2 separate regions of the Homo sapiens genome follow, and region 2 is linked to region 1. The links are chromatin contacts, found by Hi-C or POLR2A ChIA-PET in ENCODE. All regions are on one chromosome and are shown on one strand. The core of a region is the stretch at or near the end of the contact, and the rest is flanking DNA. Distances in the headings are between cores, read along the strand shown. Region 1 overlaps HMCN1 (hemicentin 1). Region 2 overlaps HMCN1 (hemicentin 1).

Evidence for each region. Hi-C counts contacts between places; a loop is a spot of excess contacts on that map. ChIA-PET counts read pairs that join two places held with the same protein, here RNA polymerase II (POLR2A).
Region 2: a map of aorta shows a loop between it and region 1 (2.4-fold over the local background). The contact joins two enhancer-like sites. A Hi-C loop is called at or near these places in 2 of 168 maps with a recorded cell type or tissue (aorta and endothelial cell of umbilical vein). POLR2A ChIA-PET finds 5 or more read pairs at or near these places in 3 of 52 experiments (AG04450, Panc1 and activated naive CD4-positive, alpha-beta T cell).

Annotation. Positions count from the first base shown.
Region 1 is chr1:185,863,221-185,869,818 of GRCh38, reverse strand. It overlaps HMCN1 (hemicentin 1), which reads right to left. Exons shown (of 107, transcript NM_031935.3): 3 at 5,191-5,349; 4 at 3,956-4,078. Among named protein-coding and RNA genes, the nearest start is that of HMCN1, 130 kb to the right of the region's middle. Within about 2 kb of position 4,803, at least 3 of the 41 ENCODE cell types and tissues checked have a DNase peak (open chromatin) inside an H3K27ac peak, as active enhancers do.
Region 2 is chr1:186,100,630-186,107,232 of GRCh38, reverse strand. HMCN1 (hemicentin 1) reads right to left here. Exons shown (of 107, transcript NM_031935.3): 69 at 3,565-3,761; 70 at 268-349. Among named protein-coding and RNA genes, the nearest start is that of PRG4, 190 kb to the left of the region's middle. Within about 2 kb of position 4,537, at least 3 of the 41 ENCODE cell types and tissues checked have a DNase peak (open chromatin) inside an H3K27ac peak, as active enhancers do.

The DNA of each region.
Region 1 (6,598 bases), core at 3,554-6,053:
GTGAAGACACCAGTATAGCATCTGTTTTCCCTAGAGTTCGTAATGTTTACGTAATAGAATAATTTGGAACAGTGAGAAAAAAGAAATGACTAAATTACATGCCAAAAATTTTGCAAATCCAATTTTAACACTGTCACAATGCTTCCTATTAATAAAATCTTCTGTGGTGGTAGCTTTCTTTAAGGAATATATTGACTTGTACAGTTCCAGTAGGAGCTTCACAATATTTTTTTTTCACACACAGTGAAAAAAGAAAACTGTCCAGCCTCTTCCTGGATTCTTCTACTCAGATTTATTTCCAAGTAACAATCAGACATCTAATTTCTAGCAAACATGATGGCACAGTTTTCCCCACTTTAAAAGCATAATACCAACACTACCAGTGTTATAATAACACTAGTTAATATTTATTGGGCACTACTCTGTGCCAGACCTTGTGTGGAACATTTAAGTGCATTATCTCACTTAACCTCAGAGCAAATTTCTGAAAAGGATAATTCTATTATCTCCATTTTACAGACAGGGAAACTGGGACTCACAGATCCCATGTCACAAAGAAATATACAAGTTTTATCATTTAAGATGCATTTACTTTAAGGTAACTGAATACTCAACTCAAATTGGCTTGAACAAAAAGATAATTTCCTGAACTCTAGAGGTTTAGCAGTAGGATGGGTTTGATTGTTGACTTAATCCAAAATACTCCTAGCTAAAATTCCTTTGGTCTCATTAGCCCAAAGTAAGTGAAACATCCTTTCCTGCAACAATTGGTGAGGTGGTTAGAATTGCTATGATGGATAGATAAATAAAGCCTCAGCTCTATTGTTGGCATCAAACTCTAGTTTATAAAAATGGACAACTTTAGCAATGCTTCTCTCTAGTGCTATTCTGCAATAGCTAAATTTAAAGATTAGAATATCAGTTGATGATCCAGGAGAGAAACACTAACAACAAGCCAGTGGGTTAAGTTTCTCTAATATATCCATATTTATAAAATTTTCTGAATTTACATCAAATTTTTATAAAGTATTCTTCTTACAAATTATCTGGTAATTGTCAGAATTATTAAAAATTATTAGAAATATAAAAATTATGTATAATATCATGCTGTATTAGTGCTTTCTCATGCAGCTATAAAGAATTGCCGAAGACTGGGTAATTAATAAATGAAAGAGGCTTAATTGACTCACAGTTCTGCATGGTTGGGGAGGCCTCAGAAAACTTATAATCATGACGGAAGGGGGAGTGAACACATCCTTCTTCACACAGTGGCAGGAGAGAGAAGGGCTGAGTGAAGCAGGGAAAGGCCCCTTATAAAACCATCAGATCTTGTGAGAGCTCACTCACTATCATGAGAAAAGCATGGGGGAACTGCCCCCATAATCTAATTACCTCCGATTAGGTCCCTCCAATGACATGTGGGGATTATGGGAACTACAATGTAAAATGAGAACTGATTGGGGGGCAGTGGGGGGAGACACAGCGAAACAATATCACATGCCATTTAATAAACGCTCTAGGGCTTATAGTTTCTCTATAGGGCTTAGTTTCTCCATTTAAGGCACTATATTATTTCAGTTTTATGTAACTCAATTTTCCTTGGGTATGTGGATATAAATGGAGTCACATTCCCAGGACACACTTTTGTTGTTGTTGTTGTTGTTGTTTTTCTGGCTCTGAAACCCACTACTAATAAAGTCCTATGGTTCTCCTTAAATTTAACCCAATTTGTTTTGGAATTTTTTTTTTTTAGATGGAGTCTCACTCAGTTGCCCAGGCTGGAGTGCGGTGGTGTGGTCTCAGCTCACTGCAACCTCCACCTCCCGGGTTCAAGTGATTCTCCTGCCTCAGCCTCCCGAGTAGCTGGGACTATGGGTACGTGCCACCATGCCCAACTAATTTTTGTATTTTTAGTAGAGACGGGTTTTCACCATGTTGGCCAGGCTGGTCTCGAACTCCTGACCTTGTGATCCACCTGCTGCGGCCTCCCAAAGTGCTGTGATTACAGGCGTGAGCCACTGCGCTCAGCCTGTTTTGGGAATCTCTAAGTGGTGTCTGACTGCTCACAAACAGGTCCCATTGAGCAACTATTCTTTCAAAAGCTTAGGTGCCAGCCATGTGTCTTCTTGCCTCTTCTGTAATACTTCTCCTGGGAATGACCATGTCCACTAGCCATGGCATATTCAGCATACTGGCCCCAACACTCTATCTCTGTGCACTGCACACCACCACCACCTCCCACCCAGAAACTCATAAAACTCTAAGCAAGTGATATACAAGCTGATGTAAGAGAGAATGCTATTCTTCCTCACTTAAGTCCCACTTAATGCTGCTCACTGTACCCTAGAGTCTTACAGAATTCCAGGTTGAAGACAATTTCTATGAGCAGTTTTTCCTTCTTTAGGTTCAAGTACAGTGTATGAGATAGGACAAGGAACCCAGTGTCTGAGAGACTCCTGCACTGTTCCCCAATCCCTTTCTTCCCAGGTTCCCAAATTCTCGTGCAAACATTGAGGCAAATCAACTGTTGAGGGCTCCCTGTGTAGTCATCAGACCCTTCCCAGGAATTTCTGAGTCACTAGAGTGCACACAATATAAACCTAAGGCATAACCCTCTCTAAAACTGTTTCTTCCAAGAATACATTTTTAAGATTAATTTTATAAATCTATCTATTTCAATATGTTGATTAAAAAAATTTTTCGCTAGATTCTTTGCTCTAGAAATTTGTAATGTCCTATTAGTTCCACCTTGATATAATAAGAACTCTTTAGCTATAAGAGAACTACTGAACCATTTCATTTAAGACACAAAGGAGTCTGTCATGAAATTAATAGAACTTGTAGAGATACAGTGACCACATGAATCAAATATGAATTATGCCATGGCACACGTTTACCTATGTAACAAACCTGCATATCCTGCACATGTACCCCAGAACTTAAAAAAAAAAGGACTAAACAAAAAATAAAAATAAATTTTAAAAAACCCTTATCTTTGTATTGGTATGTTCCTAGAAACTTAAATGAGAGTCAAATACATAAACAGGTTTAAAAAAAGGTCATTATGAGTGAGGCCAAGGAAAGACAGCAAAATGGACAAAGAAGAAATTATGGTCCAGACGCGGTGGCTCATGCCTGTAATCCCAGCACTTTGGGAGGCCGAGGCGGGCGGATCACGAGGTCAGGAGATCGAGATCATCCCGGCTAACATGGTGAAACCCCGTCTCTACTAAAAATACAAAAAAAATTAGCCGGGCGTGGTGGTGGGCGCCTGTAGTCCCAGCTACTCGGGAGGCTGAGGCAGGAGAATGGCGTGAACCCAGGAGGCAGAGCTCGCAGTGAGCTGAGATTGTGCCACTGCACTCCAGCCTAGGTGACAGAGCGAGACTTCACCTCAAAAAAAAAAAAAAAAAAAAAAAAATTATGACAAACCTATCTAAAGGACTTTTTAAGAAAATACTAAATTTTCTTACAATATAATTTATAAATATTATCAGTTTTTTGATAACTACATAGTTACTAGTTAGTCATAGTTTTTTACTTTTAATCTTAGAAACCAAACCTCATCAGAATTTTGCTCAATAATTAACTTTTTCGCATTCTACTTCAGTAACCAGTTTAGCCTCATTTTAATAGCTATATGAAAGTTATTCATCAAAAACACAAATTGACCTTACTGAACAACTACAAAAATTTTTGATTCCAATAAAATTAAACAGTTAAATTCAATTAAATTTAGCAGTTTGTTGCTATAAGTAATACAATCTAAAAATTAACATTAAATAAATATACCTATATTTCTTCACATTATTCAATGCCTTTATTGAACTGTGGCCTTGGAGTTATACCTTTTGGTTAAAATTGTTTTTGAAATCAAATCTGTCATAATTAGGCTGGCCTAACTGATTTTGATAAGGCAGCTGGTAATAAAGTAGACTCCCTTTATTAAACTGACCTCATTAACTTGTTTTTTGTCCAGATGGAACACTTGACCAGAACTTGTAGAGGCAATTTCTTCATAGACTTTATATCCAATATGGGTCCTGTCATCACAATCTCCAGTCAGAACAAATACGACCTATGATTAAAAAAAAAAAAAGAAACAGTGTAAAGGGTTTCCAGAAATAAAAAAATATGTGTATTGACTACCTATTGTGTTACATTACTGGGCAAGTAGAATATGTGAATGTGTGTGTGTGTGTGTGTGTGTGTGTGTGTGTGTGTGTGTGTGTGTGTATGCTTATATAATTATTGACTTTATACTCTGTTTAATAGTGAACCCAGATAGGAACATGGTGATTTATATTTTAGAAGTGTAGGCTAAAAGCTGTAGAAGTAGAAGTGAGACCATGACTATGCTAGATCAGAGAATGGCCTCAATTCCTCACCCCTCCCTGTATCACTCAGTCAAAAGATTCTGAGTTCTTCTTATAAAAGAGGTAGAGCTTATTTTGTCATCTGTGAATCTAAGCTTGTCCATGTGACTTCCTTTGGCCAATAGCATGAGGCAAAAATGACATTCTACAAGTTCTGGGCTGAGACCCAAGAGGGCTTGTGTATTTCCATTTGCTCTCAAGTGTTTCTGCCATGGCCATGAGAAGGACATGCCTAAACCAACTTACTGGTCTCAAAAAGAGGGTAAGACAACTATGAGGCAAAGCCAGGTCTCCTGACAGTCAAGCTTAGATAAGCAAAACCCACACTATTCCCTAGACACACCAGTGAGCAAGCCTGGCCTAGATCAACTGAGCTCTGTGAACATGTGAGAAATAAATGCTTATTGTTTTAGACCATTGAGTGTTTGAAAAGTTTGTCATGCAGCAATAGCTGATACAATGAGTAACTCTGACTCAGGCGTGATTCCACATCGGAGATAACATTGGAATATAAGCCTTTTTTGGTTAGGCCTGTGTTTTGTCAGTTATAAGGAAAAGATGATAACAAGTACCTTAATTAATCCCCAATCATGTCTTCTCCATACTGAAAACCAAGACATTCATATGGTATGTATAAATATCACATATATGTTTAATATGTTTAAATCAGATGACATATACATATTGGAGAACATACATGTGGATAGATAGTTATAATTATTGTTATTGACCACACATGGAAGAGTCAAAGAGGACAGGCAATCTCTTACATACTGCATTTAGACAGAGACGTTTGGGGTTGATTCTTACTCACTTGTGACTGTTTCTGTTGGATAAGTTGCAGCACCTCATGGGTGAGCCGGTAATCTTTGGACCGAGCATCAGTGAAAACATAGATGAAAGAACCAGGAAGAGAAATTTCCAAGGCAATTTTTATAGCTCCAATACTCATTTCTGGGCAATCACCACCACCCTGTTGAGTGGAGAGAAAAATTCAATTACGTCATCATCAAAAACAATTGAATATTTTGGTTATAACAAGGTGCTTTGGGAGTTTTAGAACGAGCAAGTTTTCCTTTTTATTTTCTGTCAGTTTGACACTTTGTTCAAGAAGGGATGGAAGATATGTAAAGTGATATGAACTAGAAAAATGTGTACTTAAGGATAAGTTAGAAATTCACCCAAAACACACAAAATAATAGCTATATATTTATAAAATTAAATGTCTATTCACTCTGCCTTCTCTTACACGATGATCTCATACACCCCCTCTTCTCTTACTTTTTCTCATTCTTATTTGATGACCTTGCTTATTGTATTGAGAAGACAGAAGCAATCAGAAGAGAATGTTCATAAGCTCCCACCACAATACCTGTTAACCCATCTGCAGAAGCAGCCAGATGCCTGCCTTAATCGTGAAGCACTTGCTTGCACTCATGGCTATGGACCCATGGCTAGGGCTAACTACTCACCTGGGAACTAATCAAGGTGATCTCTCTACTCCATCACACTCTTTACTAAATCATTCCAGCATGGCATGTCTCCATACTCCTTCAAACTTCTGCTCACTTCATACCTGCCAGAGAAACTTTCCCTGACTATCTGACATAAAATGCATTCTGTTTGTCATTCTTTTCACTCTGACTCTGTTTCATTTTTCCTATTAACCTATAATCTCTGTGTTTTATTTTCTACTTGAATAGGCTCAATATGTTTTCCTAAACAAAAACTGTTCCCATCCTCAGAGCAATTCTTGTCACATTTATTTCCTTCATAATTATGTGGATTGGTACATGAAATTGTGAGTTTGCTGTATTTACACTTTTATACATTATATTTTAGATTCAGAATTATATCCTGTTTGTTTCCATGTCATCAGCATTGTTTAAAACCACAGGTTTGAATAATGGCATAACATTCTATTATGTCTATATTCCATACTTTAGTCAACCATTTCACTGCTGTTGAAATATTAGTGCTCTTTCAAATTTTACTTCTCCATTATAAATGGTAGATAGACAAACAGACAAACTGATAGCAATAACTATAGGGCCAAGGGAATGGACTTTTGATCAATATAATTTGAGCAATTAATACATAATTGCTGAACACCCTGCTGAGATTTGGGCATCCAACAACAAATAAGCTAAAATACCTTGTCCTGAAGGAGGTCAGGGCCTAGAATAAGCAATCACATAAAAAGCAGGGCAGCTTGGGATCAT
Region 2 (6,603 bases), core at 3,288-5,787, 240 kb before region 1:
GCACCTGTAGTCCCAGCTACTCAGGAGGCTGAGGCAGGAGAATGGCGTGAACCCAGGAGGCGGAGCTTGCAGTGAGCCGAGATAGTGCCACTGCACTCCAGCCTGGGCGACAAAGCGAGACTCCGTCTCAAAAAAAAAAAGATTCAGATTTGCAAAATATATATTCCCTAACTTATAAACATATCCTGTGATGTGCTGTGGTGTTGTCCCAGGGTTTTCTAATTAGGTGTGTGTATGATAGACTGTAGGATATTTTGTCAAATTTACCATGCACTCTCACTAGATATTCCTTATCATCATCTCCTGCAGGACTGGATGCCAGACATGTATATCTTCCTGTATCCTCCACCTACAAAACCCAAATAATGAATTACATAATGTTAACATGTTAGCTTTTGTTATTAAAATAAATATCCACTAGAATGAATGTAAATAACCCCACACCAAAAGCAAGATAATTAAAGCCAACTGTTTAACACTACGATTAGCACTCTGATAGAAAGCATTGTTTGGTATCTACATTATATGCAAACCTATGTTTTAACAGGATTTTGGTATCGATTTAAGAATGTTTGTACGTTAAGTATATTTAATGATATCTAAAAAGGCAGATATATATAGGACCTAGAACCATATGTGATAGGCTATATCCTCAATGTTCATTGAAGAAACAAATATTCATGGGTTTAAATTGCAGACTGAAAAGTTAAAACGAAGCCTTTCTCAAGAAAATAAGATGTTAAATAAGTAAACAGATAAACAAAATATCTGGTTATTAAAATCAAACACATAATATCTCATCTTGACTCTACATTTTATATACATGGTGAAACAAAACAGTTATGTTATGTAATATGAGAAATAGGGTCAGACTGACAGCAGGATCTATAATTATCTAACTAAAACCAAAATCATTACTTTAAAAATCACCAAGCATGGTTTCCATGGAAAGTTAATGTTCATTCATATGTTTGAGATTGTGTAGACACAACCCATGATCGTGTACATGTAGAGGGTACTCTGGAAAACAGATGCTCTTACTACTGCGAAAAATGTATTTTGGAAAAACAGAAAAATCCTGTTCTCATTTATTTTACTACTTGAACATTCCCAGAATATTGGCATTTTAAAAACTCTTACATTCAAACTGACTTTAGAGGTTATGGAAACACTTTTTGGTAGGCTGCAAAAACTCCTTTCAAAAACATTGAGACTAGAATGTTTGGAAAAATACTTAAATATAATTTTAGAAGAACAACACTTACATCGTTATTCAATTAAGAATTTTAAAATGATGTGCCATTTCCTAAGAATAATTTCTGAATTTCTCATCATATCTTTAAAATCTCTAAAACTAACTCTTCTCTCCCAACTCTGTTCATTCACAATTGATATCATCCCCCTCACTTGTCTGGACTCAGCCAAACTTGAACCATCATTCAGGACTATTCTTAAATGTTCCCTTTTCCACAAAATATTTCCTGACAACTTCTGCCCTTCTGGCTACCCACAGACATCACCTGTAGTTAGTTTCTAAAGTCTTGTTTTACTAATAGAATGTTAGAAAAATTATAGTTAAGCATGTATCTTTAGAGGAAGATTTTGCAGAGGTGGACATGCATTATGGCTCACAAAGAAAAGGAGGGTACAGTATATAAAGTTTTCCAAATCTATTAGTCATAGAGTGGTCCCCTCCCCTCTTGGGATAAATTACAGAACTAGTGTTTGATAAAAGATGTTTTAGGAAACTCTTGTCTATACCACACAATTCGCAATTTGCAAAGCATCCACATCCATAATGTACCAGGCATAAGTAGATGTTGCAGATAAATACACGAAAAAACAAAGTTGAGATAAGCAAAATATAATGCAGTAAGAGTTACTACAGAAGTATATACAAATTGCTATGAAAACATAAAGGAGCAGAGTAACCAAAATCAGTCTGGGGGCTTAATGATATTTAATTTTCCACTTCCATATTGTTTTTAATGTTTCTATTATTGACTCATATCTAATTGTATCTTATGTATACAGTCATTTTTCTCCCCTAGACATCTAGAAACTTCTTGAAGGCTGACACATGTCACATATCTTAGGTCTTATGGATTCTCCACAATAGCTAGAACACATGGTAAATCTGGCCATCATTTAACACTCTATGACACCTTCATCTTGTTTTCTTATAACTCGACTTTTTGTTCTTGCCTTTAAGACCTACAGTAATGGCCTTAACTTCCCTTTCAAGCTTTATTTGTCATTTTTTTTATATTCATGATTCTATTCCACATACTTTTCTGTCTCCATGCTATTCCTAATGTCACAAATTCTTTTGCCTACTTTTTGTTTGTTGAAATTATATCATTCAAGAGTTTTGATTCAATACATGGTTTTAGTTTAACCTGACTCTAAGTTACTGTAATGTTTGAAATGGAGAGAAAAAAGGGGAATGGAAGGTATGCACTCGAAGATGCTAGAAATGCACTGTGCTGAGATGCACTGGCTAGGCTTCTGAATCAGACTAAGGATTGAGGCCTAGCTCCATCACTGAGCAGCAATGAGTACTTGGCAGATAAGTACTTAATCTCTCTGCACCTGATTTTGGATTTGTGGGATAGACACATTGCCTCACAGAGTTGCCATGAGGGGAATGGGTGGGATAGATAGCACAGAGATGAACACAACAGGACATAGTAGAGAGTTTATAACTCTTAGCTCTTTTCTTCCAGTTCCCTTTCTTCCATTCTCAGTGAAAAATGCAACAAAATATGATCAAATAATTTGTTATTCTACATTCAGAGGAATGATGATTATGGTAACAACAGCAACAGCAGGAACAATCCTAAGTCTTTTTTTGAAAGCATTTACTACATGCCTGTGGCACCAGTCTAAGCACATCATGTTGGATTATTTCTTTAAATCCCTCAGTGTATGAATGAGGCATGATTATTACTTTTATCCCCAGTTTATAAATGATGGCATTAGGGCTCAGATGGAGAATAATTGTAACATAAGGTTTGCCTTTACTAGTAGAATAGAAGATTGCTACAATAAGACATCCCAGACATACTTCTCTTTTAATATATTCACATTTCAGATCAGTTTTCTTAAACATAAACTAAACCAAGTCAATTTTATTAAACTGATCATTATTTGAAAAATTGTGTCTCTTCAGACTTCCATATCGGCTAGTTCATTTTGGAGATCAAAAGTGCTCTTTGAAACCTTATATATATGCATGTTGGATTGCTTTTTGCCAGTTCCATTAAGGGGTACATAGTATAAATTAAGAACTTTGGGAAATATACTAACACTTATAGCACTGTGAAAACTTGCAAAAGTTAATGGAAAGGTATCTTGCTTTCTTCGGAGTTTAATATGATACTGCTTTGTCTTCCTTTTAATCAAGTTACCCAATCATGCATATCATAGGACTAATCCATCCTGCTCCAGTTACACAGATCTGTGATATATAAGGATTCAAAGACATAATTTAACAAATCTCATATATTAGCAAGTGAGAAGTTTGACCTAACCTAAAATAATTCTATGAACTTTGACACTTACCTGAGCAGTAGAAATTCGAAGAACCTCTCCTCCTCCTAGAGTTTGCACTTGATCCGTCTGTGGAAGGGGCCGGCCATCTTTCATCCAGGTCATTTTAGGGGCTGGGATTCCAGAAGCAATGCAGGTAAGTTCAAGTGGGTTATTAACAATTACTGATATCTCTTCATGTTCTTCAGATCCATTAATGTGAGGTGGTTCTATTTAAAGGGAATCAAAAATAATAATAAACCCACAGTTTCATAAAATATTGCTCGTTAGAAAAACTTGAAAATCCAACACAAATTCACATTCACATGATAAAAATTGATTAGAACAAGGAAAGTGAAATAATTCCTAGATGTCATTACCATTTCTCATTGACACACTTTCAAAAGGGATGGATCATGCCTATGAGAGATAATGAAGTAAATGGCAATTCATTACCATGCAATTATTGAACAACAGTTCAAACTCAGTTAATTAGAACAGTCTCACTTGACTGAAAGATTTGAAAACAATAAAAACCAAACGCAGCTTGTACCACTTTTTTTTTTAGAGGGACTTAGCATATTATTATGTTTTTGTATCTTTAAATACCAATAGTTTCTACAAAAACAATGCGTGAATACTGTGGAATTTTGCTATCATCTTTTCCATGCAGAACTTTGAGAGGAAACAATGACTAAGCAGAAGAAAAAATAGTTACATTTGGAGATAATTTCTGTATAAAACACATTTGTTATGTCTGGATGGGAGTAACTTCCTCTTTTGTTACTTATACTTCTAAAATTACCTTTCTCAAGAGAAGGTCAAACAATCTAAACACTGGGAAGAAACATTTAAGGTTCTTTAGTCTAACTACTCCCAACTTTGGTAATTCCTTTAAAACACATTCCCCTTATGATGACCATTTGCGTTTTCTATGACACTTTCATAGTTCAAGTTTCCAGCTTACTATTTGACAAGGCAGCCAAAATAGCTGTTGGACAGCGCCAGGGGTTAGCAGGTTTGTTTTTCTTTCTTTTTTCTTTAATAAGGCACATAGTTTAGAACAGTGACTCATAGCAGAAGATCTGGAGTCTGAGTTTTAATGCTGGTGTCAACAATTATTAGTTTCATGGATTTGAGCAAATCTCTAAAATGGGGATACCAACATTATTTACCTAATAGGATCAGTGTGTGGCGTCAGTGAGATACATTATACACTTTTTTGTGTGTTTCTGTATCTATTTTACAATTAAAGGTTTTAAAAAACTTATTACTACTACAGTGTTTACTGCAACTGTTGGTATTATTAAAATCTGCTTCCTAAAATTTCTACCATCTGTTAGTCTCTGTTTTCCTTCTGGAGAAAGATAATATACTAAGTCAGTTCTCCTTCTTAGATTATAATGAAGTCAGCATTTCTACACCACTGTCCCACATGACCTCTTTTTACTTCTATCTATCTTACATATTGCTGTCAAAATACATTTTCTGAAGTGCAGTTTAATATTAATCTAAGATTTTCTGCTTAAAAGATTTTAATGGCTCCATGTTGCTTACTGGATTAAATAAAAACTCATCATGGTTTCCAAGACTTCCACAATATGGTCTAGATCTATCTTTGTCATTATTTAATTTTAACATACTTATATGTAACCTAGACTTCAAATCTCTCAACAAGCTTCGTCCTTTCTTGCTCCTCATAGTCCCGCAACTGAGAATGCCCAAGTACCATCACGGTTACATTGTCCTCAAGTTCATTTGTGAAAACTATAAATCATTTATTGATTCTCTGAACTAATTATAAAATGTCTATGCTTTTTCATTTTCGTATCAAGTTGTTTGTACTACTCAAAACACTTATCTAATTCCTGGTTTGCCATAGTCAATTATTTACTCCTCTTACTTCTCGGTTATTTAGTATATGTCAATCATCATGAATACAAAGATTAATAAGGCATGCTCACTGCCCCCACCCCAAAGTTTATAATCACTGGATTTAAAATAGTAGCAGCAGTAACAGTATTAACATGCTCTTGTGTAGTTCAAACCCCAGACTGTCCAGATCTTACCTGTGTTAAGTGATTGTGAACTATTTTACTCTGTGTTTTGTCCATATGTCTTGTACTTCGGGCAGAGTAAGAGTTGTCTATACTCCAATAACTCCAGAATTTATATTTCCAGCCTAGACTCTCTTCTGAGCTCCAGATTCATAAATGCAATTATCAAATAAACATCTCCATTTGGATGTTTGAAAATCACTTAAAACTCAACATGTATTCAGACTGAACCTATTGCCTTATTTCTCAAAACTTGTTTTTTTCCAGTATTTTCTGCATCTAAGTGATGAATTTACCAATTAGTCACATAAGCCAGAAACTAAGAGTCATGCTTGATACCTTCTTCATCACTCCCTTGTGTCCCAGTCTACAACCAAGTCCTAATACTTCCACTGTACTTATTTCCAGAATACACCTTTTTCTCTCATCTCCCTCACTCTAATTTGAGCTACAATACCATTTACTTAATGTTTTTTTTTTCTTCCTAGTTGTAGGTGCCTACCCAAAATTACTGATTTCTTTCTGATTAACAGACTCAAATTTTGTTGGGATTGTCAATGTGCTAAACAAATTACATTTCCTAGCCTCTTTAGCAGAGAGTAGATGGAGTGGATGGAGTGGTATATGACAATTCTGACCAATGAGATGTAGGTGGATGTGGTTTTGTGGGGCTTGTAAGAAAGTCTTAATTCTTTTCTAAAGGGGCAACACTTTGCCCTTCCTAGTTTCCTGCTCTATTGTTGCATCTAGAACAGCATCTAGTTATGCTAGGGGTGAGCAGATACTGCATTGATCACCAAACAACCATGTTGTAAAGGTTCAAAAGAACTGAAAATATTTGAACTGCTGAACCAATCCAACAACTGCCTACCTCCAGCCATCCCAGTGAGAAAAACAGAAGTACTGTGTTTAACCCACCATATTTCAACTCTGTAATTCACAGCCAAACACAATTCCTTATACTGGTCTCTCGGAATCCATTCTTGTCCTGGTCCAAGTAGCCTTGCATTTTATA